Regions from separate parts of the Homo sapiens genome. Here region 2 is linked to region 1. A link is a loop called in an ENCODE intact Hi-C map of the cell type or tissue named here. Cell type or tissue: IMR-90. All regions are shown on one strand. Each heading gives the region's core, and the rest is flanking DNA. Links, peaks and the distances in the headings are about the cores only. Region 1 overlaps ADAMTS15 (ADAM metallopeptidase with thrombospondin type 1 motif 15). Region 2 has its middle 17 kb from the start of MIR8052.

Region 1 (13,623 bases), core at 57-8,056:
TGCTGGCCCGGGACCAGTGCAACTTGCACCGCAAGCCCCAGGAGCTGGACTTCTGCGTCCTGAGGCCGTGCTGAGTGGGGTCATCGCTTTCTCCCCCTCACTCTCCACCCCACTGATATGCCAGCGTTCTGCCAGCTGGAGTAGCGGGCAGAGGACGGTGGCCAGGGGCTCACGCCACGATGTCACCCACATCCGGGGACAAGGACCATGGGCTGGGGCGAGAGGTTCCCTCCTCCTCCCTGGACTGGGCAGAGGGAAGCCCAGGAACTCCCGCACAGTCTACCTCAGGCCCCGCTCCTCGGGCCGGTTGCGGGGAGAGGCTTTGAGGTGCAGGGCAGAAGGTGCTGAGGCCCAGTTTCCAAGGAACTTGGAGGATGGGCACCTTCCAGGCAGAACTTCAGGGACCCCGGCCCCCAGAACGGAGGCCACAGGCTGCTGGAAGAGCCATGTCCCAGCAGCTTGGCACCCTCAGGTGGCCCCATGGGCTCTGAGCCGTGTCTGAACGAGGCAGGGTTTTCACGGTGCTTTTAGCCCACTTTCCTTTTTGAACTGACATGGACTAAGCAATAAAAGCTGGCTGGGGCTGGGCAGAAGCCACGGGGAGAGTGAGATTAGGGCCCCTGGAGCCTGGCACTCCACCTTGGAAGACGTGGACGTGCACAGGGAGTCCCGAGGTTTCTCATCCTGCACTCTTGGCCCTCCTATAAAGAAGCAGCCTCTCCTTCCTCTGATGTGCAGGGTGTAGGACTAGTGGTAGGGCTGCCACGGAAGTGTCCTCTGAGGCTCTGCAGGTAGCGGGGAAAGCCAGTAGGGAGTCTGCTGTCTTCTTCAAGATGGAGCCGGCCATTACAGAAAGATGTTGACATTTGCTAGGGGCTATGCAGTCTGTGGCTGATGCAGGGAGTTTTCAGAAAGTTCTGGAGGGTTCTGCTGTCACTGGACTGGGGTTGGTGCTGAGCTCTGGGCCTGGCTTTGGGAGATGTCACCCTGGGATAGGGAGGAGGAAGCTGCATTTCTAATGGCTTCCTCCTCCAGAGAGGCACGTATATGCAGGCTGACATCCGAGGGTCTGTGTCGCCTCAGACAGCCCTGACAGTGGCCACAGTCCCGTACCCATTGTGAGGGGCTGGGGCATGCCTAGGAGGGCTAGGTGCTGAACATCTATGTGCCTATAAACTCGTCTTCGTTCCAAACAGCTACTGCTGTCTGCCCTGGGCACGTCACGTTGCATCCTAGGCCTTAGCTTCTCCACTGTTTGCTACCTCAGATTATGCCCTCTGGGAACCCAGCCGTATCCCTCCCCTAGGACAGTGGTGACCTGGTCCTTCCACCACACTCAGTCTTTGGAGAGCGAGCTGTCCAGCCACAGAAATGAGGGTGTGGTGCGTGGCTTCCTGCTCCCCACAGCCCAGCCCCCTGTTGGGGCTCCAAAGCCGAAGACAGGGCCTCTTCAGACTCCTTGGGAGTAGGTTTCAGGAGGCACCAAGAATCAATGACTGACCCAGGGGGCCTGGCAGCCACTAGTATGAACTGCTGGAGACCTGTCTGTCTTATAGACATGTCAGGAAAATAGAAACAGGCATTTTCTCTAGCTCCAAGTGGGGAGATATTTTGGGGTCACAGCTTCTTTGGCTAAGCAGGGTGTTTCTTGAAGGTTCAGATGCCCCACTGTGTACATGGGATATTCTGCTTCTGAGTGTAGGTGATGAATCCAGGTCCTCAGTGGAGAATTTTCTGGAGCTAAGATCAAAGCATGTGTCTTCCTGGGAGAGAAGAGTTCCGTTCTTTTATGTGGGTTTCCCTAATAGTCAGAATCCACAAACCAGCCAGCCAGCCAGCCAAGCCTCTGCGATGATGTTCTCATCCGGTCTAACGCTGGGCTGGAAACCTTGGACAGAGTTCATGCGGGGGCAGAGGGGGTGCCAGTCTCTGAGGCAGGGCTGCAGTCACCCCTGAAGAACTAAGTGAACAGGAACCCCTCTGTGCCAGTGACCACTGTGGGGCTAAAGGGACAAAAAGGACCAGGGTACCAGGCAGAAGCAGATCCTTGATAGCTGACGACAGCACTGCGCCCTGTGCTTGGTGCACTCCCTCCTTCAGGAGGAGAGGGTGGCATGGGGTCTGTGCGGGATGGCAGGGGGATTGGGTGGGTGGGAAGAGAGGTGCCATCGGTAGGAGGCTGGCCTCCAGTAGAGGAGAGCAGCTTTTGCCATCAGTCACTTTACAAACCATTTCAAGGAAGGACAACCTCTCTGGCTCCTGACACAAGCCAGGCCTCGGTGCTTTTATCTGTTGTGGTGGTTTTTCTTCTTTCCCTTTTTAAAAGACGCATGACCAAGACAACCTAGGGAGTTTGTCTTGCTTGCCTTTGACTATTTCCTTAATCCAACCATGCTCTCGAGGGCTGAGCAGAGACTAGACTCAAGGCACAGGTTTCTGGTGATGGAGTAAAGTTACAGCGGTATCTCATGTCTACACAAGAAGAGGAACGTTCTGAAAGCTCCAACAACTTCTTGAGGGGGATGGACCAATACAGCTTTGGGCTCAGGATTCCCTAGCCTCCTCTGCCCATCGCGTGCACTGATTGGAGGAGTCTGGCCCAAACACTCTCATATGAACCTCGACATGCTGGAGTGGGGTCTGGCAGGAGCTGATGACAGTTTGAGGGACTTGAGTGTCCCTAGCCTGGCAGTTGGCTCCCGGAAGCACTAGACACTGACACTCATTGGTAGACCCTCCCTCCCCGCCGTTGTGTTTGGTTCTTTTGCACTCCATGTACTGCAGAAGGATGGAAGGACCTGGGTGCTGGCTGGGCTGTGTATACTGTGTATACAAGGGAGCTGGCTGCTGAGGTGACCACAGCCTTCTCCTAATAAAGCTGTAAGTATTTAAAACCTGTGTCCTGCCTCTGTGACTGCTTCTCATTCATGCATGCATTCCTCACATCCATGGAATGCCCAGCTTCGCCAGCCACTGTGCTAGGAGCTATGGAGACAGCAGTGACCTTGACAGGCACAGTCCTGGTCCTGTGCAGCTCCCAGGTTAGCTGAGGAGGCAGAGCTCAAGTCAGCAAGCAGAGAGTTGTGGCAGATCGTGCTACAAGTGAAGGAGACACCAACTGATGCTGAGAGTGGGAGCTTGGATGTGGGCGTTTGATCGCATTTGAACTTTTTCAGAGAGAAGGAGCTGAAAAAAGAAACGAAGAAAAAAAAGCTTGGGTGTGGGAGAGAGTGATCAGGGAAAGCCCCTCAGAGGAAGGGACAACGAAACAGATTGAAGGGTGAGACAGCAGCCCTGTTAAAAGGGGACGGGCCTTGTAGCAGACAAGCAGAAGGCCCAGTCCTGGGGGCCGCTGGGGCGGGGTTTCAGGAGTGCTTGAGAGAAGCTCTGGGGCCGTGCGTGGGTGAAGGGACGAGGCACGGGAGAGGCCAGAGGGGCCCCTGTCCTGTGGGCTTCCAGTCTCCTGCCTTAGGAGGAAACCCCAAGTGTCCCGAGGGAAAGGTTCCTTCTCTTTGGAGAGAGAATGTTTCTCTCTTCCTAGTTTTGTGCTGGTCTGGAAATGTTAGCAAATATACAGGCGTGGGAGAGGTGTGACGCATTGCAAAGAACATCTAGAAACTCGTGTTGGTCGCGGGTCTGAGATCCTCTCTTGGAATCCTCATTTCCTACCTGCAAAGTGAGAAGGGTAGATTCAGTGTTCTATTAGGGCACGTTCAGCTTTAGCAGTCTGGGTTTCTAGGCCCAGTTATGGTTTAGATTTTGCTAGCTGATGGTTTGTTTTCAGTTTGGGGTTCAGAGATGAAGGGGTTTCTCCTGTTGACTTTCCAGCAGGGCAAGGCCATGGGGAATGACTTCCTCTTGAGCTGCGAGAGCTGCCCCTTCAGGCATGTGGGTGAGGGATGTGGGGAGGTTGGACAAAGTTTCAGCACTTGATAGAAGGTTCTGGAAGAAGGAAGAACTAGCCAGAAGAGGCTGCATGAGTCTATGAGCTAGCAGAAGGCCCAGAAGGGAACTGCAGGGGTCTGGGTTAATGTATAAACTGGAAGTCAGCAATTGTAAGATCTTTCTAAAATTGCTCAAAATGTTGTCATATTCCTGGGGTTATTTTTGTAATCCTTTTTGTTTTCCATTGAAGCAATTGCCAGTAAAACCTTTCTAAGGAAAAGGTCCTCTGGGCTGCTTTGGGGATCAGCAAATTAAAGAGGAAGCAGAGGAGGCTGGGTCCCAACTACAGCGGCGCCTGGAGGCTCAGGAGAGCTCCAGGTAAGGCAATGGGGTGTGTGGCGGGCAACAAGCTTGGCTGCATTTTAAAGTTTCTGGAGAAGGAAGCAGCAGTTTCCTAAATTTGCTGGCCTTTGAAGAGAGGTAGGAACGATTTGCTTTGTAATCCATCCTCTGGAGGGGAATGCGTTCTTGCCCCAGTGAGAAAAAACCTTGATAATTACAAAAAGGTGTCGACCCCTGGGTCGTGCTCTGCCTGCCCAGTGAACCCTGGCGAGCCCCCAGCAGGCTGAGCTGGCGTGGCCAAGGGCAGCGCGTGTGACCCCAAGTGTCTTTCCTTTGCTCCTTGGCTTGTCTCCAGCCCTCATGGATGAGTCAGCCCTGAAGCCTGCAATCCCAGCAACAAATCCCAGAAGAGCAGAACATCCCCCTTCATCACTGCCATGGTGTCACCCCTCAGCCCCCGGCAGCTGTGAGAAGGCAGCAGTGAAATGTTTGCTGCTCCAAAGCATGAAACTGGGGAGGGAGAGGGCAGCCAGAAACTCAGCCTTCACCTTCCCCTCCCTTCAGGCCCACCCCTTCGTGCTCAGCTGGGCAGCCCTGCCTTTGTTTTGCTCTCCTGAGCTGTGGTCAGTAACGTAAGTCACGTTCCAAGCAGTGACCAGAATGTTGTGAAGGAGGAGATAAGAGTTCCTGACCTCCCGAGGCATTCCAAAGAAGAAACAGAACTATTTGTTTCCAAAGGAGAACAATTTTAGCAGAAAGGGTAAGATAGAGGGAGATGAAGAGAGGAGGGAATCTCCTCGTGAAAAACTGGATTTGGGAAAAGGGTGAAAATATTGTCATGGGGAATGGCTGGAATTTGATGAGATTTTAGCTGTACTCCTAGGCTGTTAGAAACAATTGCCTTCGTATCATTCCCCGTTCCTGTACCTAGCCACGGTCCCAGACAGTGTCCAGGGCCTTAAGCCACTGCTGTCCCAGACATCTGACCAACAGTTCAGATGACCTCAGGGGACTGGGATTCTGGCCTCAGCAGGGAGTACCCCGAATCTCTGCCATGGGTAATTGAGCAGATACTCCTGATGTGGTTTTGTTGTTGTTGAGGATTTTGAGAAAAGAGCCTTTGAGAGTGCTCTGGAAATGTGTTCAGGAGGATGACATGGCTTTTCTAAGCACCCTCCCTGGGCTGAGTCTGCAGTGCATGGGAACCTGGTTCTGAAGCTGCAGTTACACACAGCACCCAGAGCCCAGGGCTTGGGACACAGTCAGTGGTCAATGAGTATTTGTGACGCAGAGGCTTCCTTGGGAACACACAGTAAACCAAGAGGGATGAAGGAGCCTGTCTCCGGTGGAAATGTGGGGACGCTTCTCAGTGTAGGCACTGTCTGTCTGCATACATGGTCCTGTTTGATCTTCACCGCCTGCCCGGTGCTGCTGCTCCTTGCAGCCCTCTGCTCAGCTCACGCATTTCATACGCTTTCCTTGGGGATCACGTGCTATCTCACTGCTCAGTTAAAACCAACACATCAGTGGATTCTGCGTCTGCATACATAACCCTCCCACCCACCTGTGTTCACCCAGACTCCCCACCAACCCCACACAGACCACCCCAAACATCTCATTATTCATCCAGTCACATGACTTGATTCCACCTCCAGGATATCTTCAAACTTGGTCCCTTTCTTCCTTCCCACTGCTGCTGCTGTAGTGCAGGCCAGCATCATGTCTCACTGGAGTATATCCGTAGTCTGTACCTGTTTTCCCTTGTTTCAGATTCGTCCGCTTTCAATCTTTCCAGCAGGTGTGACATTTAGTGACAGCAGGTGCCCCATCTTGAGCTCTCATGGCACCCTCTGCGTCTTCTGACATTGAGCGAATTGCTTGTCCGTCTCTTTGGCTATACCCTAAAGACCTCGAGGGCAGGCTTTAATTGTCTTGGCACTAAGTGCTTGGCACACAGTAATCATATAATGATAATAGCCATCACCCAGCATTAACTATATATAAGCATTCTATTAAGGTCTTTACTTCTCTTATTGTATTTATTGTTCATAACAACATTATGAATTATATTCTATCACTGCCCCTCCTCGTGTATCAGGAAGCTGAGGATCAAAGATGTTAGGGACCTTTAGATATTCCCCCGACTTGTAAATGGCAGCATCAGGACTCCGAGCCCTGTATTTACTGAAGAAGTTGTAGAATGAACCGCTTAGCCTACTCCTCGAGAAACATTTTTTTGGGGGAGATGGACATGAGAAAATGATTATGATGGCGCATGAGAAGTGCTCCAACAGAGGTATGCTTCTAGATCTATGGGAATTATACACGAAGCAATTGCAGGAATCACTGAGTGGACCTGGGAAGGAGTCAGAGGAAATGATGCTCTTGAGCTGAGTTTTGAAGAATGAATAGAATTTGTTGGGCAGATAAGGAGATTCCTGGAAGTGTGGCCAGCACGTACGATGGCATGGAGGTCAGGAATGAAAACAGCTTGATGTGGCTGGACTGTAGAATACATGAGAGAGTGGTGGGCTTGAAGCCTAGGCTGGGCTGGGGTCTGATCATGGAGGGCCTTCTATGTTGCATTAGGGAGTTTTTGCTTTGTTTGACAGGCAGCAGAGAGCCATGGAAATATTTTAAATCAGACTGTAATTAGCTCACCACTCCAGTGAGCTGGTAGTAAGCATGGACTGGGATAGGAAAAGACTGTTGGCAGAAAGACCAAGTAAGAGGCTCCTGCAATAATCCAGATTTAAGACCATGAAAGCCTGGCAGTGTAAGTGGATTGGAGAGGATGACATAAATTCTAGAAATATCTAGGAGAAGTATGAGCTGGTCTTGAGTGCTAACCGTGTGCAGCGTATGACAATAAAAGCAATGTCAGAGGAAATGCAGATTAATGTTTTCCATCTCAACGACTTCCTTGCTTTACAAAAGAAGTATAAAATTAGGCCATTCCTTGACTCAGAGATATGAGCATGCAACAAGGGCAGGGGAAAGGCGGATGTACTTGACTTCCTCTTGGGATTAAGTTTCTAAAATATGGTACTGCCAGGATTCAGAGGGATGAGATGACTGATGGTTTCTCCTGTTGCTCTCACTTCCAACCACGCCTCCTTACCCACTGCCTTAGTTCCTGGCATCACATCCCTCAACCTCCAGCCTTAGTGTGGTGTGGTTAGCATGGCACCAAGAAGACATGGGCGAGTGAAAGGAAAAAATAGAGACCAGAAAAAACAACAGAGATAGTTCACGTACACTAGTGTGAAATCAACGATATGGTATTTCAAATGTACTTTAGCAGAGGTCGTAGAAACAGATTTATTTTTTAATATACCCCCTGTATCTTTCAATTAACTGTACATTGTGCATAATATATTTCAATACTGGTATCTCAGGATGGGAATAGCAGAAACATATGTTAGTGGAGTTGTATTAACTCTAGGGACAGTATCACTGGGTTACGAGATATTATGGCTCCACGTGTCTCAGCAACATATGTTACCCATAAGGAAGCCTGTGGCTTTAATGTGTAACACACTGTGGACTGGATTGGCAAGCGGATGGGACTTAGGTTGACAAAAACCGAAGATCTTCTGAATGAGAGGTTTATTTTATGTATTATATCTGGGCAAGAAAACCTTCCTGAAGCAATCTGGCTAAATCTCCTTGTTGCCTAATCTCTATCCGAAACGGGGATTCCAATGGTTTAGGCCACTGCTATTTTTTCCCCTAACATCCTAGGCAAGTTTGCACATATAGATTGCCTTCGAGATCATTAGATAAATACCTAGCTGCTGAATGGGAAAGTTTCTGTTAGTTCCCATGAGTCCAGGGCACTATGTCTTGGTAAGTTCACTTTAGTCTTATTTCTTTAAAAGTCACCTATTTAGACATGGCCCGGGTGGCCTGGACGACCACAGCCTGGGGAGACAGGTGACCTAAGCTTCTGTCTAGACTCTGCTAGCACTGGGTCATTTGCACAAGGTCACCCTCTGGGTGTTCATTTCCCTGTTTGTTAGATGAGGCATTGAACTTGATTGTAAATTACGCATTCCTTTTCAAGCTCTAAGACACGTCGATTCCATACATTGAAAATCTCAGCTCCAAGGGGATTAAAAAAGTGTGTCTGCCACTTCACTTGAAACAAAAGGAGATGTATCTTTTGGCTGTATACTTCAAAAATTTCCATGCTTCTCCACTCCTATTTGGAAGTTCCTCACCCAAGGCATGTCTACCTGCTCTTCCACCGGTAGGCAGCCCTCCAAAGGGGAATAAACATTTGCAAAATCTCAGTACATAGATTAGCTTCTGAAGTTTCCTTAGCTCCTCTTGACTTTTAAAGTAGTTTTAGATGTCAGCGACTAGGAAACTGATACCTAAATATTTCTATTTCTTCCCTGTACTTGTCATGCCCATACCTAGCAAATAAAATCCGTTTTGAACTCTGCGCTGCTGCCCAGTGGGTAGCTCTATTCACTGCATTTTCCTTGTACTGGGCCTTGGGGAAAGAGACCTCAGTTCCTTGTGGAAGGTGGGATAAAAAGAAGGCTGGCTTTTGCCAAGGGAGAGTTCTCAATACCCAGACACTCTTAAGGGATTGTATGTTGTATATGTCATATGTGTTTATAGTTTATAAGTGTTTACATCAGTTATCTGTCCTCATTGGAACTTGGTGAAGTACATTCTATTATTATCCCCATTTTGCAGATTAGAAAATTGGTGTTTATAAAAGTTGGTACGTGACAAGTGGCTTGATAAGTTTAGTGCTAGAGATGGTAAGAATGATTACTCCTGGGCCTCTGATCTCACAGAGATTCTCAATAGCCAAGTTTCTATCTCAATTGTCAAAGAACAGTGGGTTGGGTGGTGGATGGTATTTTCAGTTTAGTACAATAACTACCGATGGCAGTGTGTGCTTGGAGTACTAAGAAGGAAACCCAAAGCATTGGCCATATCCTTGAAGGGCCTATAGTCCAGGTCAGGGGACTGTGCATACACTTGGAAGGTAAATAAAGAGTATAGAGTAGTCCAAAAAGAGGAGGAGTTATGAAAGAGGAGTTGAAACAGGCAAGGAAAGCACAGGTCAGAGTTGGATGCTGGAGAAGAGAGCCATGAGATGGTGCAGAGGAACTCAGGAGAGTCCTCCCCTTGACGCAGGGCTGTGTCTTTCCCTGTTCTTTTTCTCTTCCTTCTTTCTTTTTGATATTTTGTTATTATTTTCTCAGTATATTCCAGAAATAATGGAATATGAGACAAAGGATGTGCACTCTGAGAGGTCACAGTCTAATGTTGACGTGGTACAGCTGATCTGAACAAAGACATGAGGCAGGGACAACTGAAGCCTCTCTGCAGGGGAGGAAGAAGCCGGCTTGGAGCAGTGGCGCTGTGCCTGAGAGGTGTGGCGGGGGAGAGGGTGTAGAACCAGACTGGTGGGGGAGCTTGAGTTCTGTCCAGAAAGTTGAGGCTTCATGTTAAGCCTTGGCAATGGAGAGTCTGGTTTCTAAACAAGGGAATAGTATTCTGAAATTCTGTGGTATTGACTTTTTTAGGTAAGAGAAATGAGGAGAGGAGAGAGGAATATAGATTTATGTGCCTCGTGCCAGAAATGCGTCTCTGCATTAATGGGTTGAGTTCTTTGAAGCCAACTACGGAGAACTCTGCAACACTGCCGTGCCACTGCCCGTCTCCCCCCAGAACTATTCTTAGAGGAATTTAGCAAGGACAACAATGACCTATGGAGCAGTGACATCCATGTGACTTCCTAGGTTGGTCTCTACAAGTTTACGGAGTCACTTAGGGTACTCAAGAGATAATAAGTCCTAAACTGAAACTAGAGACAAAACAGGCTCCTTGACTTCTCTGGAGTTAAAGGTTCTGTCATTTTCTAGAGTCAAGTATGTGAATGACTCTTTTTTCTTCCTTTTCTTTTTTGGCTCTGAAAAAGGTCAAATTCAATAAAAACAAAACAAAACAGAAAACCTAGAAGGGAGAGCAGGAAGCCAGTTTAGTACAGGGAAAGAACCATGATGAATTATTTAACGAACTGTATGCTTGCAAAACTCAAAGCTCCCAGGCAACATGACTTATACTGACTTATAAGATATGCTTCATATTTGACATGAGAGCTCTTTGATGAGTCTAACCTCTGAAAACACTCATTCATAAATATGCAAGATTACACCTGTAGGAATGTTCGGCCCAGCATTGTTTGTAATGGAAAAGGATGAGAGAAGAAAGAAAAACGAAAAGGAGGAAGGAAGAGAGGAAGGTAGAAAGGAAGAGAGAAGGAACAAGAAAAAGGATTTAGAAAGCTACCAAAAAGAGAGCTGTTTAAATCAGTTATAGTACATTTATAAAATGGAATTCTCTGTAGCAGTTAAAAAGAAACATGGCAGAGCTGTGTACTAGTTGGCCAGGGCTGCCATAACAAGTGTCACAGACTGGAGGGCTCACATAACAGAAATGGGTTTTCTCAACTCCACAGGCTGGAAGTCTAAAATCAAGGTGTCGGCAGGGTTGGTTTCTCTTGAGGCCTCTCCTTGGCTTGTAGATGGCTGTCTTCCCCTGTGTTTTCACATGGTCTTTCCTCTGTGTGTGTCTGTGTCTTAGTCACTCTTTCTTATAAGGACACCAGTCATATTGGATTAGGGTCCACCGTAATGATCTCATTTTAATTTAATTAACTCTTTAAAGCCTGTCTCTCAATACAGTTACATTCTAAGGTGTTGGGGGTTAGGACTTCGACATATGAATTTTGGGGCGGTCACAATTAAGTTCATAACAAGCTAAATATACTCATATGGAAAGGTGCCTAGAATTTTTAAAAATAAATAAATTGCAGATCAGTATAATTAGTATGATACCATTTTGAAAACAAATAGTATATATGTAACCTACATGTATATAGGTATACCAAAAAAACATGTGGAAAGATATATGCTGAATGTTCAACAGTGAAAATTTTGAGAAAGTGGGGGCCATGCTGGTGATAGGGATGTGGCGGTATAGGAATGACCTCTGGTGATTTCCCTCCATTTCTTTACCGTATGAATTTCTTTTGTTTTATGCTTTATTTTTGGTATTAGCTTAGTGATGAAGAGCACGCACCTGGAGTCAGATTGTCTGACTCTTGATTTGAGCACAGGCTCAGATCCTGACTTTGCTACTTTGGAACAGCTTTTCTAGATCTCTGTTTCTGCATTCATAATGGAGAAAATAATAAGATTTGTATGATAGATCAGATAACGAATGGAATGCATTCATTGGCACAGTGCTTGGCACCTAGTAAGACTGATGAATATTAGCTACTTTTATTACCATGGAAAGGCAATAGACAAGGAAAAAAGCTCTTACATGCAATTTATGTTAAGAAGTATGGCGTTCTTAATCCCAGAGTGTTGTTAAATCTTGTTCAGTTTAATTGAACAAATAATTGAGATTCTACCGTTTATGCAAGGGACTGCCCTGAAACGTGCAGAGAGGAATGAGGAATAAAAGTAGTTAGACCAACGTTTACTTGTAAATAACTTCACAATAGGCAGATACAGCTTCGTCTATAAAATAACCCTAACTCACAGGGCTGTTGCGACTGCTTAATGAAGAAATGTCTGTAAAGCAGATATTAGTAAGAATTCAAGACACAGCAACGTTTTTGTTGTTATATTCGCCTCTCTTTTGTAATAAAACCTACCTGGAAAATTAAATCTGGAAGGCAGCTCAGGAACTACAGATATAGGAAGAATTACTTAAGGGAAGTGTCACCAAGCCACGCAGACACTGGCTCATTCTAGATGTCTCTAGAAGCAGACAGGAATACCTGTCATGGCTAGGTGTTGTCTGCAGCACCAGGTGGGAAACTGACAGGTTTCCTCCTCACTATTCCTTTTTGGTGACCAAGAGCTTCTTTATAGCTTCACCACGGAGACAAGTGACAGCTTCTTAGGTTATTGTCCCCACCCAAGAGATTGGCTTCTTTTTGGCACTTGCTTCCCGGTGGCATGGATTATTTCTGAAAGGCACCTGTAGATTCTTGTCCCTTTCCCCGGGTCTTGCAAGACAGTTTTCTTTGTGGGTCCCTGGTAGCCCACACTGACACTTGGTCAGTGACACTGTGGCCACTACATGAGTAGTGATGGTGCTGGCCCATCCTGGGCTCTGCACTCTTGGTCTCATGCGTGGGCCGGGCCCCTGTCTGTGTGTCCACGGTGCGTGCCCACCCTGACGGCACCTGCTGGCGGCTCGCACCTCAGAGCCTGCGTGGGCCGCGGCTGCACCCGAGTCCTCTGCTTCATCGAAAGAGACTGACTTGGCAAGCCCAACTTGACAACAAATTAAAAAGAATGCTCGGGCTAGACATGGGGGACTGTTTTATTTCATTCTTTCCTTTGGGGGATGTCTTGTGGGATTGACTTTCTTAGTGAGAGAGATGAGGAGAGAGGAACATATACTTGCGGGATTTGTGCCAGAGGCGGGGAGGTGGGAGGAGTCTGGGGAAAGGATTACAAGAAGGGCCACGAGGAGCAGGGACTGAGGGAGGGGCTCCCGGGTCTGGGGTGGACCCCACCATTGGGGGAAGCAAGCGGAGGGAGAGCCTCGAGGGCAGCGTCCCATCTGCAGGGGTGCGCGGTTGGGGGCGGTGGGCATCTGGGAAGAGAGGTTGAGGCGCAAGAATCAGCTCAAGGATCCAGGTCCAATCCCCAGTTCCAGGCCCTGTGAACTATGCCTGACCTCCAGTGACGGTCGCTCCTGCTGGTGCTTTGGCCTCCTTATCTGTAGAGGGAGGTAATAGCAGTACCTGGCTGACAGGCTTGCAGAGGGCGTGTAGAGCACCGAGTGCCCGTTGTCCTTGTCACCCAGGTGTGCAGTGCAGGTGAAGGCAGCAGCAGTCAGGGCGCATGGGCACGGGAAAGGGGATCCTCCCAAACCTTATCCCTTCCCGCCTCTCACGTCTTGCCTTACTCAGGCAGCTTCTTAGAAGACAACGTTCCCTCCAGCAAGGTCACTTTTCCAACGCCCCTGGCTAGGGAGGCGGCACCTCCTTGAGCATCAGCCACCAATGTCCCCTCGGTGGGGTCCTGGCTCTTTCTGGATTGGATCTTATACGCTCTGGACACGCAGGCCCGGCTGGCAGAAAAAAGGGCCTCAGCTGCAGCGGTCACGGGTCACAGCAGATCACCCCTCGCGTGCTGGGCCTCTCCCTGCAGGGCACAGGCCCCAGCCTCTCAGCTTTCTGCCGGGTTCGAGGCCCGGCCCATCTGGGACGTTCATGTTGGAAATATGAAGTGTGACTTCCCTTGCCTGGGGACGCCTGAGCCAACCCAGGCTGGGCTTATCTCTTTACTCAACACAGTGTTTGTTTGAGGACAATCAAAGTATGTTCTCTTTCTGCTTTCT
Region 2 (14,958 bases), core at 3,448-11,447, 170 kb after region 1:
CTGATGTGAGTGGGCCTCATCTAATCCGTTGAAGGCCTGAATAGAACAAAAAGGCTAAGTGAGAATTCACCTTTTCTGTGTGACTGTCTCTGAGCTAGAGCATCCATCTTCTCCTGCCTTTGGACTCAAAATGGAAATACACCGTTGGCTCTCCTGGGTGTCCAGCTTGCCTATTCCAGATCTCGGAGCTTCTCAGCCTGCATATCTGTGTGAGCCAATTCCTTATAATACATCACATCCTATCTATCTATCTATCTATCTATCTATCTATCTATCTATCTATTATCTATCTATCTATCTATCTATCTATCCATCCATCCATCTATCTACCCCTCTACCTATCATCTATCACCTATTGGTCCTATTTCTCTAGAGAACCCAGGTTAAAACCATAACCCAGCAAACAGCCTGGCTTCCCTAATTCTCAATATATTTACTTATCTGACATATCCTCCTCTGTGTTAACAATTTCCTTTCACCTGCATCACCTGGCTGCCCCTGCATGGAGACCCTCCTCACCTCCCTGAGGCTCTGGCAGCCATTGCATGGGGCCACATTCCTGCACAGAGGGCCTCTTGTGGAGCCTGGGCCCTGGGACCCCTCAGAAGGCCAGGGCACCCTCTTGTGCTGACACTGCCTCTGCCGGCTCAGGCTGTTGTGCCTCTGCTCTGCTGTGGGAGTGCCTACCTTGCTGCACTCCACCAAAGCTTAGGACTGAGTTGTTCAGGAAAGAAAGGGAAGGGGAGAGAGGGGAAGGGCAGGGAGGAGGAGTGGTGGGGAAGAAAAAGAAGAGGAACAGGAGGAGGAACCTGATTTTTCTTTTCAAATCTAGTTCCTTCCTTCCCAACTATTTATTTGTCACTACCTTTGATGTATCCTGTAGGTGCTTTAGAATCTACGTATCTGAAACTGCTCACATTTCCTCTAGTAAAACCTTTCTCTCTTTACTTTCCTTTGCTGCTGGTGACAGTATAAGTTAATTTGATTCTTTCTGGGGGACAATTTTGTTTCAAAAGCCTTAAAAGCCCCCACATTTCCTTTGACTTCCAAATTACACTGTCAGGGATTTATTCTAAAGAAGTAATTAAAGATGTGTAGAGATATTTAGCTTCAAGGATATTAATTATAAGTAAAATTGGAACCCTGCGGAATGGTTAGCCTCAGGGAACAGACAGAGTAAGTTGTGGTAAATTCATAAATTAGAATTCTAAGTAATCAGTAAAATAATGCTGAATTACAATTATTGATGTGAAAAATGTATATTATATATTGTTGAGTGAAGAAAAGTCGTAAAATGGAATAATCCCAATTGCAATTAAAGTATTAGAAATATATAAGCATAGAGAAAGAAAACAGTATACCAAACAGGAATAGTAGCAATGACATTATGGTCATTTATTTTTATTTCCCTTAATATGTTTTCAGATTTTTCTTCAACAAACACTTTTTGTGTATACAATAATCAAAAGCTACAAAAAGAAAAAAAAACCCATGTTTTTGTCTTGACTTTGCTATTTCTGTTAATAGCACAGGCATTCTTGAAGTCATGGAACCCTTGGCATGAACATTGACAGCTCCCTCTCGCCTGTCACGGAGTCCTGTTCACGATATTCCTTGGGGCATACCTTTCTCTCTGTCTGCGGGCCGCCTCTGCAGCTCAGGCCTCGCAGCCTCACACCTGGACTATTGCCCCGGCTCCCATTGCATTACCTTGACTGAGCTTTCTGCTCCACCCTGACCCAGGCAGCCAGAGTATCGCCCTGGGGAAGTTCTTTGATCACAGCTTCCTCTGCCGAAATGCAGAAACGTTAGTGGATCTCCCTTCTTTCTGAATCTGGGCTGCATTCCTTAGCCCAGCCCTCTATCGCCTGGTTGCAGCCAGTGTTGCCTTGTCCTTGTTTCACACTCAGACTCTGCTCCCACAAACGTGTTCTGGCTTCTCTTTCTTTGGTTTGACATTTTCCTCCTTCTCTGGTCTGCTCAATCACTGGCCGTTCTGGAGTTACTTTCCCTCCGCCCTTGCTCCTGCCTCATTCTTCAGTGCCTCACTCAAATATCATCTCTTATGTGATACCTCTCCCTGTAGTCCCCACTGGGTGCAATTTTCCCATCTCTGAACAATGTAGCACTGTGTGCCACTCCCATTTTCTTCCTATGGAATAAAGATGTACCATCTTCGGCTCTCTCTTTTTTCTTTTGTTTAGGCCAGCTCTCTTCCCCTGTGGCACAGTCTGTCCACTCCAGAGGCCGAGTCTTCTTCCTTGGAATTCCTTATCCTTGGCTCATCTTCCTGTCCATTTCATGCACTAATCTAGGTTGGAGAAAACCAGACATTGAGATCATAAAATTTGGACCTGATCTTTTAAATTTTTCTTGAAATTGCCTACTCCTCAATCCACTAAAGTCTAGTTTCTAACCCCTTAGATGCTATCAACATTGGACTAGCAAAGGTCATCAATAAGGTGATGAAAAAAAAAGGTTTCTGTTTGTTAAATCCAGCAGACTCATGGGTGTTAGGGGCACAGCCCAAGTGGGCTTCCTCTGCCACTGGACAGGCTAGAGTCCAAGTCCCAGCCTCCCCTTGCACTGTCTCTATCTTGTGCAAGTCACATACGTTCTTCAAGAACCAGTTTCCTCATCCACTAAGTGGAGATAAATAATAATAGCACAATTTTTAATAATTGTAAAAATTAAATGAGACAGTGTTCATAGAATGTTCACACAGTGTTGAACGCCATGAAGTGCTCTGCAAATATGAGCTACTGCTATTATCACAACCATAAAGTTAAAATCGTTATACTGGCCTCTGCCTACCCTTTACCCTCACTGCGTATTGCAGCCCTTTCCTCCTGCGTATCCAAGGCACTTTATGCTTCAGTTACAGCAAGATGCAGATAGCTTCCCAAATGCACTCACTCTGCCCCATCTCTGAGTCTTTGTGCTTGCTCTTCCTTTGACCAAGGATATCCTTCCCCCATCCCTTACTTGCCTGGTAGACTCCTATCCACCTATTCCTTCCCTCTTTTGAAACCAAATTCATGTGTTGCTTCCTAGCAAAAGCCTTCCCTTCTCTTCCCCGAGAATGGGATTTACTTCCTCCTCTGTGCAATCTTTGCGCCTTGTAAATATTTCCATTGTTGCACTTATCACATGTTATGAAATCTTATGTGTTTACCTTGTCACCCTCCAACTGTAAAATCCTAGACTCCGCTTCTGTTTCGGTATTCAGTATCTACCACAGTGCACGGCACACATTAGGCCCTCAACAATATTTGCTGAATGAAAAAAACATGGGAGGAGGCAAAACTCAGAAGTGGCAGAGCCAGGAATTAAAACCAGGACCTCTTACTCCTGACCCCATGTTCTCCCGCGGACATCCCCCAAGAGTCACGGACGCGGTGAGACAATTTTGCAGGTTGTCTTCTAATGTCTCATGGTCTTGGATTGACCTGAGAGTGAGATTTACTGCCCAGTGATAGGAAAGCTTCAGCCTCTAGCTCATCTCAAAGGAGTTGCACAGGGAAGGGACTAAAGCGCCTCAGAAAACAGTGGGCATGTGGAAGGCTCTGAGGCTGCAGGCAGGAACCTCAAAGACCCCATCCAAAGCAAAATGAAAACTCTTTGTAAAGCTCAGTAAAAAAAGAGAGACATTAAAAAAATTGATATTAATGTGATCTCCAGGCGGTGTTTATTGAAACAATCTTAGGTTCATAATCAAAACAATGTTTTATCATTTCCCCTCCAGGCTGGTCACAAGCTACAAACTGGATCATTTGACACATCTCTCGTGCACTCGAAACTCAAATTGAAACTCTGCCATTTTAACCGTACAAAGTAAAATAACTTTTCAAAGCCCCACATATATATTTTTCTGATTCATCCTTTTGATATTTTACTTGGACCAAAACCCGAATTCACTTGGTTTCCTCCAAGCACATATTTGGGCTACTTCCATCATTGTTCTTGGAAATGATTTTTCCTTTAGACATAGTGTACACTGGATATACAACCTGGTCAACACCATCACAGGCCACAGCAGTGACTCCCTCGTGGGCTGTCAGGAGCATCCTTAAAATATTATGTCTCCACAAAGGATGAGCAACTGGTTAGTTGTGCAATGTTCAGGAAAGCGTGTGTGTGTGTGTGTGTGTGTGTGTGTGTGTGTGTTTATGTCAGCAGGAGTGAGCTTTGTGTCTGCTGGGGAAAATGCTGGGTAAGCATGTTTTTCAGAGGGTTTGCAGAATTTCTGTGGCTTGTTTGCTGATATGAACGAATGACAGAATATGTTTTGGGAAGATATGTGGGTATGTTTTCATTTATCTTAGGGAGGAATCCTAAGTACAGGAGACTTAACATTGGGAGACGTTGTGTCTCCTGGGTGGTGTTGGCAGGGGCTATTTGTTAGGAGAATATGAAAAGCTCATCAAAACTGGGCAAAGTTTTACTTTATTGTCTTAGAGGAAGAAAAATCAACTTGTTCCACTGGTATGGGATTTGACCACGGCAGCTTCCAGGAACTGGGATGGCCTGTCTGGGGCAGGAGCAGGGAGAATGGAGCCAGCTACGTGGATTAGTCCATTTTGCATTGCCATAAAGGAATGCCTGAGAGTGGGTGATTTAGAAAGAAAAGAGGTTGATTTGGCTCATGGTTCTGCAGGCTGTACAAGCATGGCAGCAGCATCACTTGGCTTCTGGGGAGGCCTCAGGAAGCTTTATTCCCAGTGGAAGGTGAAGGGGAGCAGGTGTGTCACATGGTAAGAGAGGGAGCAAGAGAGAGGAGGAAGTTCCAGGCTCTTCAAAACCCCCAGCTCTCATGCGAACAGTGAGAGCTCACTCATTCCTGTGAGGGGGGCACCAAGCCATTCGTGAGGGACCCACTCGCATGATCTAGACACCTCCCACCAGGCCTCACCTCCAACACTGGGGGCCACATTTCAGCATGAGATTTGGAGAGGACAAACTTCCAAACCACATCACTATGCTTTCACCTGAAGTCAAGCTGCCAAACTCTTTGTTGTCCCTGGTCATCTAACGAGTCCACTGGCATGTACCCCACTCCTTCGTGTACCCCATTTCTGGCCCAAGCTCCCTCACATCAGGTTCCCACCTCCTCACCTGCCTGTGGCTGATCTTTGCCCCTTCTCCCTTATTCTTGGTCCCTTCTTTCCCAGTTTTCTCTCTCTTTGTGGTTGGTCCTGGCTATCTGCTTCTCCTCTCATTGTCTGCTCCACTGCAATCCACCCCATGCTTTTTTATTTCTGCCCTGATTTTTCCTACTGCTTCCTACCTCTGTTCATCTTAGGCTCTGCCTTCCCCATTCCCTTACCTCCCTTCCTCCCCCAGGCTCTGGGTCTGTGTGCTCTAATGGGAGCCTAGGTGAAACACCGACAGGGGAGGACGACCACAGTAAAAGACTCAAGTAAAAGAAACACCATGGGCATGGTGGCTCATGACTGTAATCCCAGTGTGATTGGGAGGCCAAGGTGGGTGGGTCGCCTGAGGTCAGCAGTTTGAGACCAACTTGGCCCACATGGTGAAACCCCGTCTCTACTAAAAATACAAAAAAAATGAGCCAGGCATGGTGACACACACCTGTAATCCCAGTTACTCGGGAGGCTGAGGCAGGAGAATCGCTTGAACCCAGGAGGCAGAGGTTGCAGTGAGCCGAGATCGTGCCACCGCACTCCAGCCTGGGCAACAGGGAGAGACTCCATCTCAAAAAAAAAAAAAAAAAAAAAGAAAGAAACACCATGGCGACAGGCAGGAGCAACTAGAATCCCTTGAAAGAATTCAAGTTCCTTTAATGTAGACTGTTCCTAATACACAACGGGGTGATCAGAGCCAGTGAAGCCATACTGCTGCCTCTGGCTCATTGCAGTCCGTTTTTAATAAAGGCTACAGCTGGACACAGTAAGCAGAGGAACTCGAAGTTCCGCCCAGTGCTGAGATTCTATGGTTTGCAGGATATTACAGCTGTAATATTTTAAATACTTTAAAATCATGAATACGTATCAGTTTTAATTGATCCAGGCCTAATCTTAGCTAGAAGGAAGAAGGCCCGGCCACTATCTGAGCTCTGTTGAGCTATTTGACAGGCTTGCCTGTCCTCTTGGCACTGCTGCCGCCGGAGCCAGGGAACTCTAGCACACCCAGAACTTTCACGGAGGCCAGAGTTGCTGCTTTCCAATTCCTCCCACAGTTTAGGGAGGCGATGAGATATCGGTGCTCTCATTCCATGTTGCTGTGACTTCCAAACATCATAAAGCAAACTGAGAATGGCCCTGGCCGAGCCGTCAGCCCCAGCCTTGCTGTACTTCTGGTCCGGAAGAGACCGGATGGGAAGCCTCCAGGTTCTCAGCTAGGGTAGGTCGTATGCACCTGGATGTCAGCATCTCCTCTAGTTCCTGAGGGGCCTCCTTCCTAGGCTCTTCCACCAGAATCCAAGTTGCTACCAGGCACAGCACTGCATATATTTCTTGGCTTGACTAGCTTTTGCCCAAGTGTGATGGTTAATTTTTCTGTGTCAATGTGGCTAGACCACCATACTCAGCTATTTTGTCAAGCACATCTGAATGTTGCTGTGAAGATATTTCTCAGATGAGATTAACATTTAAATCACTAGACTGAGTAGATCACATGAAAATATGGGTGGACCTCATCCAATCCTGTGAAAGCCTTAAGAGCAAACACACTGACATCCCCAAGGAAGAGGAATCTCAGCCTCCAGACGACCTTCAGAAACAAGACTGCAACATCGACTTTTCCTCAGTCTCCAGAATGCCAGCCCATCCTGTAGCTTTAGGACTTGCCAGTCTCCACTGTCCTGTGAGTCCATTCCTTAAAATAAATCCCCCCAACGCTGCTGTGAGTGCACGCATGCATGTGCACACACAAAGACACACAGACACACACACACACACACACTATTTGCTCTGGGGGGCTAATATGCCAGGTGAGGCCCAATCTAGACACAGCACAAGGTGGTCTTTCTTTCATTGTTTAATTTATTGCTGCCACAAGATCCTTAAAGCAACTCATTGAGTGTCCAGGATTAAATTAGCTCTTGGATGGTTGACTGCTGGTAACTAGGAGCTATCGGCCTTTAGGGTGACCAACATCCTGGTTTGCATGGGCTGAGGGATTTCTTGAGCTGTGGGAGCTTCTAGGGGTAAAACTGGGAAACCTAAATAAATCAGTCAACCCAACCACTTCAGCAATTTGGGCAACTGGGTTTTTTCCATTCAAATGCCTAAAATTTTTGAGACTGCACCTCTGGTGTACTTACTAAGAAACTGTTGTGCCTAACGTCTCCAGATCTTGGTTGTTGATGCAACAAGCACACAACCCCTGTCACAGACATGCCATTTTAAGGCCCTGGTGTTGCATCCAAGAACCACTCAGAGCCTTACATAAACATATCTTCTAATGTCCCCAAAGCACTTTAATGATGAGTGTGCCTCTTGCCAGCAAGCACATTTACATGCTGGCTGTGGAGTATTCTTAGGATTCTCACTGCTGGCTGCCACAAGCCACGGCCGACCCTGCTTAGGTTCTTTTCTGTGCTTGGGAGCCACAGCTGTGTATCTCTGAACCCTTCTTTCTCAAATGCTAGTGCTCTGTGACTTCCAGTTTTCTGGCAAATTCACCGTTGCCCGGCATGAGCCCTCCAAGTGCCCTTCTTGTGGTTAGCTCCAAAGCTGAATGTCTGTGTGCAAGCCCCTTAATAGAATCTAGACAAGATCAGGCCTCTCCCTCTGCCAAACCCCTTTCTGTGTGGACACAGTTTCTTGACGGCCCAATCTGTAAGACTGGACAATGGAGAAAGTCAGCGTTTAAGAGGTTAATGCCCCTCGCCCGATTGCCCCACTTCTCTCCTTCCTGGGTGGTGTGAGTTGGGGCCTCTCAGAGACTGAAGTCTAGAGGGCCCTCAGGCATTCAGGCCCTCCGAGCCCAAACAGTTCCACATGGCATGTGGGTTTTGATGTGAGAAGCTGCACATAGGAGATGAGTGTGTTGCTATTTATCAGACACTAAACTCCTTGCTCAGAAAAGCCAAGCCCCTGCACTCTCGCCCCATTAGAGTTGCTGACCATGAAACATACTCATCCGCGGAGCCACAGATAACTGCGGGTGGAAGTTGAGACCCTCGATGACCTCTGTGGCAGGTACTGTGTCAGGCACTCCACTCTGGGCAGTAGATAACACCACCACCATTTTACCAATGAGGAAATGGACTCAGATTAAGTGGTATGTTTGGTGTCACAGTAAGCAAGCAGTGAAGCTAGGCTTTGATCCCAAGTTTCTCTGACTCACTCCAAAGACCAGAGTCCTTCCTCTGATGCTTCACAGCTTAACAACATGCAGATACATGACATGTTCCAATCTCAACTTCATCCTCTGTGGACTCAGAATTAGGATGGCGTGATAGATTGTTAAATATGACCACAGATTCCTCCCATCCCCGTGTGCATGTCCTGTGCACGGCAAGTTTGCTGTTTCTGCCACCATGAAGTGGAGGCTTACTTCACTCCTTCAAACTGGGCTTGGCCAGGGAGCTAGTTTTGGTGAACGTGATGTTAGCAAATGTGATGGGACATGAGGCTTGCCAGGTGCTTGTGCATTGGGACTTGCCTTCTCTTGCTGCTGCAGACCCTTCCTCCCCCACAGAGCAGCTAGAGGCATAAAGCGTAGGCAGCAGCTAGCACCAACTGCCAGGAGGGCAGATGATGCCATCTTAGACCAGCCAGCCCCCAGCTGATCCTCCAGCTGACTAGAGCTGCATGAATGATTCAGGAGAGACTAGGAGAAGAACTGCTCAGCTCAACCCAACTTAATTATGTATAGATTTGTGAGCTGATAAATCACTGGGCTGGCTTGTTATACAGCAATAACTGGTATGGAGGGTAACACCCTCCCTTGGGCATAGGAACTGCAGAGGTGCATGTGTGCGCACACACACACACACACACACACCATCCCATGTTGATTTAGCTACTTGGTTGATTTCACTACTTGGGAGAAGGCCGACCACTAAACGCTCAGAGAGTGCCCCACCTGGATGGCTGTGCCTTTGTTTCCTATCTTTCTGTCACTTCCCATTACTTTCTTGTTTCAGACTCTTTGTGCCAAAGTCCCTGTGTTGGCGGGGGGTTGGGGAGGGGGCTGGTGATCGAGGGGGTGGCACTCAGCATTTCGCTGGGACTCATTGCCCCTCTATAGGATAATGGGATAATGGATTAGTTCTCTCGCTCATTGTTGGGCCTTGCACATTCTAGAGCCTCAGACCTTGCAAGAATTCACTGTTTTTCCTTCTTTCCGTTAAGCTCTGGGTTCAGCGGTTTTTGCTGGGTTTTGGGGAGGAGAGGATAGTGGGAGTGACAGGAAGATAGACTCTGATTTCCCCATGAACGAGGATGAGATGAGCTAGAAAATGATGAAGAACTTCCACTCCAGGGTAGAGTTGATTTGTCTATAAGAATAAAGATTAATTTCTCCCATACTCATTCTGCCCTCTGCTCATCTAGTTTTTTTTTTTTTTTTTTTTTTTTGAGACGGAGTCTCCCTCTGTCGCCCAGGCTGGAGTGCAGTGGCGTGATCTCTGCTCCCTGCAAGCTCCGCCTCCCAGGTTCACGCGATTCTCCTGCCTCAGCCTCCTGCATAGCTGGGACTACAGGTGCCCGCCACCACGCCACCACACCTGATTAATTTTTAATAGAGACAAGGTTTCACCGTGTTAGCCAGGATGCTCTCGATCTCCTGACCTCGTGATCTGCCCGCCTTGGCCTCCCACAGTGCTGGGATTACAGGCATGAGCCACCGCCCCCGGCCTGCTCATCTAGTTTTTAAGAGAAGTTTGTATTCCCCTTATCCTTATGAATGTAACATAGGCCTTATTTCTTATGAATAAAACCCTTGTCTAATTAAGTTTTCTGTCTGGTAAAAACAATGCCAAAGGTATAAATGTCCCTTCCCTCCCAATAATAGACCTGTTGATTGAGTAGGTTTATTGTTGTTATTATTATGTGATGTTAATGCACCTAAGCAGTGTCTTAGATTGTCCAAAGAAAGCATCAACGTATCTCAGATTATCCATGTTTCGTACTTTTTTAAAAAAGAAAGTAAGACGTGGTTTGATATTTTTGCTGAAATCACCCAGCAACCATCTACAACAAGGGATGGTGAACTTTCTATAAAGGGAAAGACAGTAAATATTTTAGGCCTGGCTTTCATGTGGTTACTAACCGAACTACTACACTGCTGTCGTAGCATGAGGGCAGCTGTAGGCAGCAGTAAATGAATGAGCATGGCTGTGTTTCAATAAAACTTTATTCACAAACACTGGCAGTTGGATTGGCTTTGGCCCAGCAGTTTGTAGTTTGCCAACCCCCATCTAGATGTGGAGATTCTGAGCTATGGGCATACAGTCTTTGGGGTTGTAAGTCAGTCTTCCCAAGATGAGCTTTTATGTACACTGGGAAGCTGGTGTTGTAAGGGGCCTCAGATAAGCCTAGACTGGTATGAAATCTAGTCCCACCCTCTCATTTTACAGATGAAGCAATAGAAGCTCAGAGAAGTGAAGCAAATCACCCAGAATGAGGCAACAGAACTCATGCTCCTGACACTGAGCCAGGGCACAGCAGTTGCTACATACTTTCTTTGAGTACTTCCAGTATGTTTCCAAGAGCTTTAACAATAATAACACCTAACATACAGATGTTTGCCAGTTTATCATTTAGAATGGTGAGAAAATATATCTTGTTTTATATATGAACAAATTGAAGCTCATAGACTTTCAGTGACCTGCCAGTGGATTCAGCTAGTCATGGATCTAGACACAGACCCATGCCTTTGGACTCTAAGGCTGGCACTATTGTGCTGTAGAAACACGTTCTATAGATAATGCCTCAGCTGCAGAACAGAAGAAGTAGAGAGAAACTGGTAACTTGCCATTGACTCGGTAGCTTTGGTTCTGAATGTATTTCTGGGTAGAGCAATAGAGGGGATCCCTCTTGGTTCCGTCTTTGAAGATTTGATGCTGTGAATTTGGACCTGGCCTGGCAGCAGATCTTAAAGTGACCCCTGCTCTTGAAGTTAAGGATCTCTAGTACTTCCTGGTGCTGCCCCATTAAATGCAAGAATCTGGCATCTACGTAAAACTTTTTTTTTTTTTTTGCATACGTTTTCAGGGATTAGAGAATGCAAGGCACTTGCTGAATAGTGGTCATTAGGTATGGAATAATTCAGGTAGACAAGCTCAGCTTTAGAGATGCTCCCTGCAGCTTTTTTCCTCCCGGGGGAGAGAGGTGGAGAGTAACTGTGTCTTGGTGGTCAGGTACACCTAGCACAGTACAGGGTGCACAGACAGCAGGACACTGCCTGGTTTATATCAGTCCCACCCCTTCCACCCTCTCAGTGACACTCAGTGACACTCTGCCAGGGCAATGGTGCCTGGCGACCTCTTCCCACTCACATTCCTGAGCACTGCTGAACCCAGCCCAGCTAAGCAAAGCCTGCCAAGCAACTCGGCACACAGAGTGCAGTGAACTGCCTAGAAGAATGCAGGGACTGAGGCCAAGGTCTGCTTGGCTTTGTTATCATTTATTTTGGTGTATTTATTTAATTGTATTTGCAATTTCTTCTTCATTTTCCTTCTTTGCTCTTGGATGGCACGTGACAAGGACTTCCTGGCATCACATCTAATTATACTATTTTTAAATTTTCCCTTCACGCCCCATCACTGGCAAATGTTTTTCAAAAAACTTGATGAGATTAAAACTAAATTGACCAGATGGCTTCTTTGCACCTAATTAACACAGTCCACTGGTGCCAGATTTCCAGGGCACAGGGACCCATTATCCTCATGCTTACTTCCTTGAGCTGCACCACTCTGTTCTGCCTTGTATATTTATCAACTCTGGAAATGGATTTAAGGAAATGCACAGGTGTTACTGAGCTAAGAGGAGTCTTGGGGCTTTAGGGTTTGGCAGAGAAATGCAGCAAAATGTGCTGGGAAGAGTCCCTAAGTTGCATGAAGGATCATCTTTTCATCTTCCAATTCTGCTTCCTAAAGCCCAGCTAACAAGGAGAGTAAATGGTCTAGAACTAGAAAGCTAGACCTGGGTTTCATGTTCTGTCCCTGTTGTGTTCATTGTCCAAATTTGTTAGAGGGTATGAGAATTTTCTGGTTAACACTTAGATTCATGCATCCATCCCATATTTTCTAAGTTCCTCTAACATACCAGACACTGAAATAACAGCTGGGGATATCATTACAAATAAGACAGGCAGTCTTTGCCATATCAGAACACATAGTCTATTTGGGGGAAAATATTAAAAAAGGTAGTTCAGGTGTTGTTGCAACCACTTCTTTTCCTTCAAATGGTAGTATTCCATAAACTATAAGGCAATTAAGAGATTTGGAGTATGTCTCTGCAATATCTTCTCCGGGGCCTACAGGGTCATAAGCCTCTCTATTGTTGACAGCCGTGAATGGCCCAGCATCCAAACCTGCCTATGGAGCTGCAGCCCACTTCTCCACTGGATCCAAGAAAGGAATACAGAGGAGCACTCCTTTCCCCACGCAACACAATGGGTTGTGGTACATACGTGACGTTCCTTATGGAAGAGTTGTGGTGATCTCAGAAGGAAACATTCCAACTCAAAAGGACAAAGCCTGAAACTGTACTTAGAACTTCCTATTTTATTACACAAAGGAAAGAGACTTTATCTTGGGCCTTCACAAGGAAGACATCCTTCTCCGACCTGGCTGTCAGGTTCACTTTTATATTCATGTGTATTTCTTCTTTAAGCCTCTCAATCTGCCACCTCTCAAATGTTTTCTCTGGAAAAATACATTTCCTCCACTGGCTGAGGCTCTAGGTTCTTCCTTTCAATCTTCAGTCTCAATTAGCATTAACTAGATGAGCACAGATGTTCACTGACTCTAAGTTTCTCAGGCTACACAGCCCATGAGTGAGTGTGTAAGTAGATCCTGTACCTACCAGTGAAATTGTGACCTGCTGGTTCCCGACTTAAGTGGTATGTTAGCTAAAGATATCACTCTAAGATAAACATAAGCTTTTCTTAGTGTCCAGATAGTTAAATCCCATGATGGAAAAATAATATTTCTGTATTAGCAGGCCTTTCTGGCTTAGTCCCTTGGGAATGATAGGACCTCATTAGTGGGTGAAAGGGCCCCAGGCTCTTTCCTGTTCTGATCAAGCCTGGAAGAATCACACCACAGTAACTTCAGTTTTTAATGGTTATTCTATTTATAATTTGGGAAATAATTACAGTTCTGATTAAATTATGTTGTTTTTAGTTTCCCTCAAATGGGAGGAGGAAGACTGCAAATTTGTCTCACTTCAACAATTTGTACAAATTATTTACTTACCGTTGTTATAATTAACCCAGAGGAAAAAATACAGGGTTCCATGATGTGCACAGCTGGGGACATCAGACATGATCTGGCAAGAAAGGGAGAAGGTTCCTTAAAGAGTTGAGATATAAAAAGTAACTAAGCGTCTTCCACTTCCAGTCAAGATGGAGTAATGGGGATTGGATTTACCCTCACACTTGACCCAACTACAGCACTGGACAAAATGTATGAAACAATGACACTCAGGACATTGACCATCAAGTGACAAAGGAAAAGTAGGAGGGGAGCCCTGTGATTACTCCAGCTTGCAACCTGCAAAAAATATTCAGGTCACAGTGCAGGTAAGAATCAGATGTTTCCTTGAGTTGGGAAGACAAAATTAGGAGTCCAGGGAAGCCAAGGCAGCTAGAATTTCCACAGAACAACCACCATAAATGAGAGATCCAGGCAGAGAGAATTCCAGAGATATTCAGGAGATTCCTGTCAAGTACTCCGTTGAGCGTGAATCAGGCCATGCATGTGAGAAATTATCCAAGGCTGGGGAAAGAATCACCTTGAGAGGATTAGAGGAAACAGTAACCGAATGTTACAGACAGTCTGTTTCCAAAAGCCACAGTTGAAAACCCGATTTAAGGGGCATCAGCTACAATTCTAAGAAGTGTCTTACCTCAATAGTGGGAAAAATTATCCCTAGGCTAAATGCAGCTCTGGTCCCAGCTAACGAAGTTTAAAGCAAGTCCTGAAAAGACCAACTGTTTTTGAGTAACCTAGCCACATTCTAGAATCAAACTTAAAAATTGCTCAATTTTTCCCCAAATCTGATTAAAACTGCAAAGCCACAGGCCTAAGAAGTTCAACAAATCCTAAGCACAAGTAACACAAAGAAAACCACATAAAAATGGTTAAATGTTAAAGTGTTTAAATTTTTTAAAACCAATTATGAAGAGAAAAATTTTAAAAGTAACCACTGGAGAAAGACATATTACATACAGAGGAACAGGGTAAGGATGACAGATTTCTCTCTGGAAACAATGCAAGTCAGAAGACAGTTGAAAAGCCTCTTTAAAGTACTGAAAGGAAAAAAAAGCCCCCCTAGAATTCTTTACGTAGCAAAAATATCTTTTAGCAGTTATGGAAAAATACAAACCTTTTCAAATATATAAAAGCTGAAGTAAATCATCACCAACAGACCAGAATTATAAGAAATGTTAAAGGAAGCCCTTCAGGCAGAGGAAAAGTGTTACTAGATTAAAAACCTCAATCTTCACAACAGAATGAGTATCACAGGAAATGGTAAATATATGGTTAAATATAAAGACTATTTAAAAAAGTTTAGTTATATTCAAACACAGTAAACCATTTAAGTGAAAAACAAGAACACTACTTTGGGGTTAATGACATGTAGGACGTATATAACGTGTAGAAAATATATAACAACCACAGCACAAAAATGAGATGGGAGAAATAGAAGAATAATGTTGCAAAGTTTTCACACTACACTTGAAGTTATCTAATATCACTTGAAGGTAGACTATGATAAGTTAAAATGTGTATTATAAACTCCAAACAATTTCTAAGCA

Evidence for each region. Peaks named below come from ENCODE experiments on the same cell type or tissue, not always from the same donor. Only the 100,000 strongest peaks of a DNase experiment are listed, where the experiment ranks them.
Region 2: a loop joins it to region 1, with 8 times the contacts of the local background. A loop is called at or near these places in 2 of 110 quality-filtered maps.

What each region holds. Positions count from the first base shown.
Region 1 is chr11:130,473,748-130,487,370 of GRCh38, forward strand. It overlaps ADAMTS15 (ADAM metallopeptidase with thrombospondin type 1 motif 15), which reads left to right. Exons shown (of 8, transcript NM_139055.4): 8 at 1-2,898. The coding sequence ends at 74. Among named protein-coding and RNA genes, the nearest start is that of ADAMTS15, 32 kb to the left of the region's middle. RefSeq lists an enhancer at 3,940-5,139. In IMR-90, for the core only: no CTCF peak of the experiment used is centred there; DNase peaks (open chromatin) are centred at 4,674 and 6,584; H3K27ac peaks cover 4,913 bases.
Region 2 is chr11:130,642,566-130,657,523 of GRCh38, forward strand. No RefSeq gene overlaps it. Among named protein-coding and RNA genes, the nearest start is that of MIR8052, 17 kb to the right of the region's middle. In IMR-90, for the core only: no CTCF peak of the experiment used is centred there; DNase peaks (open chromatin) are centred at 4,006, 8,306 and 10,596; H3K27ac peaks cover 2,447 bases.